Linked DNA regions of Homo sapiens: region 2 is linked to region 1. The links are chromatin contacts, found by Hi-C or POLR2A ChIA-PET in ENCODE. All regions are on one chromosome and are shown on one strand. The core of a region is the stretch at or near the end of the contact, and the rest is flanking DNA. Distances in the headings are between cores, read along the strand shown.

Region 1 (3,720 bases), core at 874-3,373:
CAAGCACGCCCTTACAGGAGTATGGGGTGTGGGGTGTGACAACATAGATCTAATCTTTCTGGAGTAAGAATTCAAATGCAAATTTAAAACAATACTTGCAAATTAATGTTCAGTAAGAGATGAAGAAATGCTTTGCAAATAGTGAAATGGGAGGCAATCAAGGTAAAACCCCAATATGGCTTGTCCTGAGTTGCTTTAAAGGATGCAAAAAAAAGTGGCTTACATGTCTAAAAATTACTTAAACCTCCACTTCCTTCTACAAATTTCAGTTAATACAGAATAAGGGCATTTTATACTTGCCACTGTATTACAACGCAAGTGGCATAATAAATAAGTCCTAACTTTGTATCACGAACAAGCTAATGTAATAATGTACACACATCCTGTACTTGCTTCCCTCACGATTATCATAGCTAGGTAACAGCTGGCAATAAAATATGGAGGCAAGTTGAAGGCCCTGAATCATTTTCATAGTAAAAGGACAGCGGGGCAAGAAAAGAGCACATTCAAGTCAAGAGCTCAATGGGTTCCCACAACCCAGCTCTGCTATGCCTCAGTTCACGCTACTATTTTTACTACAAATCACCAAACAACAATACTATTACTAAGTGAATGCACCCGAACCAAAGAAACAGCCTATCCATAAACGTGCTGGCTTCCTTCACGTCCCAGCGCACCCTTCCACTCCCGACAGTTCAATGAGAATATCATCTCACGAAATGAGTAAGCACACACGCCATTCTACAACTTCGAGAGACATTCACAGTTCTTCCACGGCACACGCGAGAGCCACAGAAGCCGAGCAGTTCGCTGGCACTAAAACGGTGTCTTAATTTACAAGCAAAGCCGTCAAATAACCGTTCTGTAAGAAGACATTTCTGGTCCTCTAATAAGCTGGGGTCCAGCCCTACTGTACGCTCAAAGGCAGGCGACCCTATTCCCAAGCCCCTTACAGCTAAGACTTACGAGGGAAGCGACATTTACATCTGCACTCTCTCCGAATAAGTGCTCTTGGTATTCTGCCTTACGAGGGGACGCTGGCTACGTCTCCAAAACTTAGGCAGGCCGTTCCCCGAAGCTGGGGGATCCCACAGGACTTGTGCTTTCGGAGCCCGGGAGTGCGGTGCTGGGTGTTGGGGGAGGGGGGAGGAAGAAGTCAAATGGCTTCCTAATATATCATCAAAAGAAGAAAACACAGGTTTGGGACCAGGAAAAGTTCCAGGAGCAAGTCGCTGACAAACAAAAGCTGCACTCGCCCGGCCGCTTTCTTCTCGCCCCCAGCCCGCGCCCCGAGACCACCTGGCCCGGGCGTTTTGACAGCTCCGAGAGTTTCCCGAGCGCCGACGGCTCGGCGGTTCGCCCGGAGTCCGTCCGGGGACTACCTGGGCGCGCTCCGGGCTTGTTTTCTCAATGATCCAGCTAGGCCAAGACGCGGCTACGAGAAATTTCTCCAAAAGAAGAGTCGCGGAGAAGACCCAGTGAAAAGGCCCGACTGAAAAGTAAAGTGTGCGGAGCCGGGCGCCGGCGGGAGCCCGGGCGGGCGGCGCGGAGCGGGGGAGGCCGGGCGCGGGCGGCTACCGAGGGGCGCGGGGCCGGGGCCGGGAGCCGCCACCGCCCGCGGGCCCGCCCCGCCCCCACCCCGCCGGGGGGCGCCGGGGCGCGGAGGCCGCGGGGCGGGCGCCCGGTGACAGCTCCGGCCCGGCGCCGCCGCTGGCTCCCGGCCTGGCTCCCTCGCACTCAACTTACTTCTTTCTGGCTCTCTGGAAAGGGGAAGCGCCATCTTTGCGAGGCCGGCCCCGAGGTCTTTTGTCTGCGGCTGCGGGGCTCGGGGCCGGGGCTCCAGGCTCCTCGGGGGGTGGTGGCGGCGGCTGCGGCTGCTCCACGCTCTTGTCCTCCTCCGACGACATCCTAGTCACCAGGAAAGACACATGGATCCCGGTCCTCCTCCTGGGGGGCTCCCGCCGCCGCGGCCGCCGCCGCCGCCGCTGCTGCTCGGGTTCCTCCTCCCCGGCTCAGCCTCTCGCATTTCCCGCAGCCCCGGGAGCAGCAGCAGGTACCGGGAGAGGCGGCAACATGGAGCGAGCAGGACACGCACTCACACACATCGGCGCGGGCGCGCGCACCTCCGCGCGCAGGGGCCGGGCGGGGGGCGGCGGGCGGGGCGGGCGGTGCGGGGCGGGCGGGGCCGGCGGGTGCGGGCGGGCGGGGCAGCCGGGCGGGCGGGCGGCGTGAGGGGCGCCGGCCCCCGGGGTCTCCGCCCGCGGCCCCTCCCCCGAGCCGCCCGCGGCAGGAGGAGAAAGGGGCCCGGCGCGGGGAGGGCCGGCCGCGGGGCCCGGCGGGGGCGGCGAGGGGGTCGCGCCCCCGGCCGGCCGCCCCTCCCCCGCGCGTCAGGCCCGTCAGGCCCGGGCGGCGGCGGCGGCGAAGTTTTGACAGCTGCTCCAGTGGCGGCGCTGGGCGCCGGGCCGCGGCTCGCTCCTCACACTCGCTCTCTCACACACGCTCGCTCGCTCTCCCGGAGCAGGGGAGGAGGAAGTTTTGCGGGTGTGCTTGGACCCCACACACACGCCGCGCGACCGTGGCCGTCGCGCGAGGCCCGCGCCGGGGATCCCCCGGGGCGACCCGCACCACAGACCTCTCCAACTCGCAGCCGTCGCGCCCACACACCGCCGCCTCGACGGCCCCCGCCCGCTCCCCCACACTCGGCCCCTCGCCCGCCCCCCGCGCGCCGCCGCTGCCACTCACGGGCCTCGCTCCGCGCATGCGCCGCTCCCGCCGCCCGCGGACGCGCCGCCGCCGCTGACCTCACCGCCCCTCCCCCTCCCCCCCGGGTTCCCTCCCCCTGTGACGCGGCGGCCGGGCCCAGCCGCGACTCCGGCTCCGGCTCCGGCTCCGGCTCGGGAGGTAGCCAAGCTGTGGACCCAGAGATCCGGGATCGGGATCGGGGAACTGCGGGCGAGGGCGGGAGGGAGCCGCGGACACACGCCGAGGCGGCCGCGGTCGCCCGGCGCAGCCCGGCGCGAGGAGCAAATGTGCGCCCGCACGGCGAGGGCAGCCCGGGCTTCGCTGGTTCTCGCCGAGGTCTTTCCTCGTAGCGCCCACACTACGGGGAGGAAAAGGAATGGAGTCAACTTCGTTCGAATCCAACGCCAGTTAGTTTCCTTATTATAACGTCATTTTTTTTAATCCAGAAAAGGTTCATAAGGATGTAAGACGAAAAGAACGATGACAGCTCGAGAAATAAAACGGTTAGAGACAAAATAAGCCAATAAAAACCCAACCACTTGATTTTAACGTTCAGTGTGTTGTGATGAAGAGGCAAAAATCGAAGTACTTCTAAGCCACCTCTCATAATATGTAAAAATGGTAAAAAGAAAAATGGGGCTAGAATCCGCCTGAAAAATGCACTTTCTCAAGAAGGACAGTTACAAATATGGGATTCTGGATTTCTCAGGCTAATACCTAACACTTGGACGATGATCTATTCTGTGCTTTCCATTCACTATCGATTAGTTTATGAGAGTGAAAAAATTCTAGATTTGAATGGGGGGAAATAGTAAGACCTATCAACCATTTGTGAAGGATTGGGGTAAACTATCATTTAATAAGCATCTACTTTGGGCCTAGCGTTAAGAGGCACACTCTCATGTTGATTTCTTTTGATCTTCGCAGTGTAGTTTTAGTGTAAGGTAAAAAAAAATAGGCTCCTTTTCCAGCGATGTT
Region 2 (3,720 bases), core at 526-3,025, 410 kb before region 1:
AACAATGGAAATTTACATGCCCTGATTAATCCTAGAGCATGATTTCAAATGTTAATTTGTGTATAAATCACCTGGAAATCTTGGTAAAAATGCAGATTTTAATTAAGTAGGTGGAGCACAAGACTCCCCATTTCTAACACACTCCAGGTGACGTTGGTGTCGCTTGTTGCTGGACCACCATTTGAGTAGTGAGGCCCTAAAGGTCTGGTCTTCAAACTCTTTTGCTTGAGTATATACTAAAATAATAAGGTTTAAATACAAGAACTTAGTATCCCCTTATACATATTTAAGGTGATATTTAACATTTTTCATTACTAGTTTAGGTAGTTGGAAGGATTACTTTCTGGAAACATATTTATGTATTTAAATAAACTTGTAATACACTTTTAAATATACCTAGTAGACTTTGCCCTAGTTTGCCTGCCACTGCTGTGAATAGTTTCTGAGGGGGATCCCAGCAGGATTGATCCCCAATGACGCTTATTTGATATTATACTATGTATATTTTACATGAGCTGCAACCATTGAAGGAAACTGGGCAAAGATACCTGTGTGCTGTCTGCACTGCCCTTGCAAGAGAAACCAGTACCTGAAATATCTGTCAATCTCCAATCAAGACACAAGCATGGTAGAAGGAGTCAAAAGCATTCAACTTGGCACCCAGCAGCAGTTCTCTTTGGCTGAGGGAAGTGGCCACAAGACTCAGCTGGGGGCCATCAGCGGCCTACACACCCAACAACTGGAGAAATGAGTCCTCAGTCCTTAAGGGGAAACCTGGGTGGTACAACATGGCATCCCCTACACCCTGACAACCCCATGGGGTATCTGTGGAAGAGGGGCTGGGGAATGTGGTTAGCTCAGTTCAGCTCAAGAAGGCCACTACTTTGGTTCAGGTGGTGCTCTTTAATTTATAGTAGCTGTAGAAGTTCCTCCATTGCTACGCGTGTACCCCATCAGACTTTAATTGTGAAGCAATGAGTTCTTTAAAAAAGTTCAAAAATATTCTTAACCAAGTGGGATTTATTTCAGAAATGCAAAGAAGATTAGTATTAAGATATTCTTCAATATAACTTGGCATTATTGGCCAAAGATGAATGCCCACACCATTTTTCTTAAAAATTGCCAATTCCCCTTTTATGGTATTTGTATACATTGCACTATTATCACCAAGGTATGAGTGTTTTTTTCACCACTTCTCTCTTTACACCTTAATCTACATTTTCTTCTATCACAAGTGGCGTTTAACTTCTTTTAATATGTTTAAGGGCATTTGTCTTTTTTTTTTTTTTTCACTTATGGGGTCTCGCTGTATTGCCCAGGCTGGAGGGCAGTGGCTATTCACAGGCGCGATCCCGCTACCGATCAGCACAGGAGTTTTGCCCTGCCCGGTTTCCGAGCTGGGCCAGTTCCCCACTCCTTGGGGAACCTGGTGGTCCCTGCTCCCGGGAGGTCACCACACCGATGCGGAACACAGATGCGTGTCGCCGCGCAATGGGCACAGCGCATACAGCGCAGAGCTCCCGGGCTCAAGCGCTGCTCCCGCCTCAGCCTCCGGAGTAGCCGGGGCCACAGGCAGGGCATTTGTCATTAATGGGGTCTTTTGAGACCGCGGGTGACAGACAACAGGAGCCAGGCCACGCGCGGCGCCTCTGCGCGAACGCTAGGGAGGACTCAGCGCGCGGCGGCCGGTGACGTCAGGGCAGCGAGAGGTTTCGTCACCGCGGCGCGGGGGCGGGGCCGCCTGTCACGCGGCGCCGGCGGACGCGCGGCGCTGGGCGGAGGCAGCGGCTCGGGGACTGGGCGAGGGCCCTGGGCCTGAGGAGGCGCGGCCGCCACTGCGCCCAGCGCCTGCGCGACGCCTGGCTGCTGGGCCCCGGGGCAGTTCAGCCCGCGCCGCTCCTGCGGGTCGGACTGGGGCTGTGGCGGGAGAGAAGATGCCGCAGCCCGAGTCCCAGAAGGCGGCGATCCTGGGCTGCGGGCAAGGCGGTGAGTACCCTCTAGGCGGCGGCCTCCCGGCGTCCCTCAGCACCTCGAGAGCTGCGGCGGCGGCGGCGCGCGGGGCCTGGGCAGGCTGGGGGCGGCGGCGGGGCAGCGCCTGGCTCCCCGCGGGTCCTGGGCTCCCGCACGCCCCCTGGGCGAGGCTCGTGTCTCCGGGAGACGCCGCTGCCCCCGCGCCTCCCCCAGCGTCTCCTGAGGCTTGTTCGCGGGCGTGGGGGCGAGGACCAGGGCGCTGGCCTCGTTTTCGCGTATTTAGGACGGAGGCACACCTGATCCTGCAGCCTCCCCCAGCATTTCCTAAAATGAAGTCCAGATCAGTATTGTCCACTTTTTAAAATTAAAAGTGCCCAGAAATAGAATAGTTCACACATACACAAAACTAGGGAGAATAGTGTGGAAGGAAATTTAATCTCGGGACCCCAAATCACTAAGCCAAAGTCAAGCTGGGAGCTGCGTCAGGCAAACCTGCCCCTAAGTTTTGTTCCTAAGACAGCTGCAAAGATAAAAAGCCACACAGCTCCCTCACCCTTTGGCCAGGAGGAAATTCGCTGTGGACCTCCACATCTTTACCCTGAAACAGTTGTGTGGAATTGCACCCTGGCAGTGTAAATTGACAGCTTGTCTTCGCAGGTGAGGAACAGGGACAGAACTCAAGTCATCCTTCTGCTCACCTGAGACAGATGCATGTCTGACGGCTTCCTCTGCCCTGTATTTATGTAAAAATGCAGATTCACTGAGCCAGACTAAGGCACAAGTGGCTATTCCTCTGCCTGCCCCATGGCGTAAATTGTGTGTTCAGTAAAAGGCAGAGCAGAGGCTCAAAAGAATGTAGCCGTTTGTCTCTCATCTTACCCATGACCTGGAAGCCGCCACTTTGAGTTGTCCCACCTTTCCTGCCCGAACTAGTCTATACCTGTATTTGATTGAAGACTCATGTTCCCCTACAATGTATAAAACTAGGCTGTGCCCCCACCACCTTGGGTACATGCTCTCAGGATCTCTTGAGGGCAGTGTCATGGGCCATAGACACTCATTTCGCTCAGAATAAATCTCTTTAAAAATTTTTTTATTAGCCGGGTGCGGTGGCTCACGCCTGTAATCCCAGCACTTTGGAAGGCCAAGGCGAGCGGATCACGAGGTCAGGAGATCAAGACCATCCTGGCTAACACGGTGAAATCCCGTCTCTACTAAAAATACAAAAAATAAGCCGGGCGTGGTGGCAGGCGCCTGTAATCCCAGCTACTTGGGAGGCTGAGGCAGGAGAATGGCGTGAATCGAGGAGGCAGAGCTTGCAGTGAGCCGAGATCACGCCACTGCACTCCATCCTGGGTGACAGAGCGAGACTCCATCTCAAAAAAATTTATTTTTAATTTTTGTGGGTACATAGTAGGCATATGTATTTATAGGTACATGAGATATTTGATATGGCATAGAATGCATAATCACATCAGGATAAGCAGGGTATCCATCTTCTCAAGCATTTATCCTTTGTTAGTGCTACAAACAACCTGCAAGGCTCTTGTATTGGTTTGAACCCCGATGACGCACCAACAACCCCCACGACATGAGGCGGTGTGGAGCAACATGCTGTTTTAATAAGCGCCTGGGTGCAGACGGGTTTATGCCTAAATGGCATCAGCCCCAAGTGAGGAATGGGTTTTATAATAGCATCAGCCCCAAGTGAGGAAGGGGTTTTATAGTCCTCTGTAAGCAGGAAGTGTC

What was found. A loop is a pair of places that touch in the nucleus more often than their neighbours do. ChIA-PET counts read pairs that join two places held with the same protein, here RNA polymerase II (POLR2A). Pooled maps may share reads with other maps.
Region 2: a loop to region 1 is called in a map of prostate gland, with 5 times the contacts of the local background. The contact joins the promoter of GALNT11 here to the promoter of KMT2C in region 1. A Hi-C loop is called at or near these places in 3 of 168 maps with a recorded cell type or tissue (CD8-positive, alpha-beta T cell, naive thymus-derived CD4-positive, alpha-beta T cell and prostate gland) and 16 of 50 pooled maps. POLR2A ChIA-PET finds 5 or more read pairs at or near these places in 1 of 52 experiments (BJ).

Annotation. Positions count from the first base shown.
Region 1 is chr7:152,433,880-152,437,599 of GRCh38, forward strand. It overlaps KMT2C (lysine methyltransferase 2C), which reads right to left and starts at 2,124. Exons shown (of 59, transcript NM_170606.3): 1 at 1,747-2,124. The coding sequence starts at 1,907. It also overlaps the pseudogene FABP5P3. RefSeq lists enhancers at 191-240, 551-620, 1,091-1,140, 1,181-1,410 and silencers at 1,891-1,950, 2,331-2,380, 2,471-2,760, 2,801-3,140.
Region 2 is chr7:152,023,899-152,027,618 of GRCh38, forward strand. It overlaps GALNT11 (polypeptide N-acetylgalactosaminyltransferase 11), which reads left to right and starts at 1,776. Exons shown (of 12, transcript NM_022087.4): 1 at 1,776-1,986. RefSeq lists silencers at 466-760, 1,611-2,310.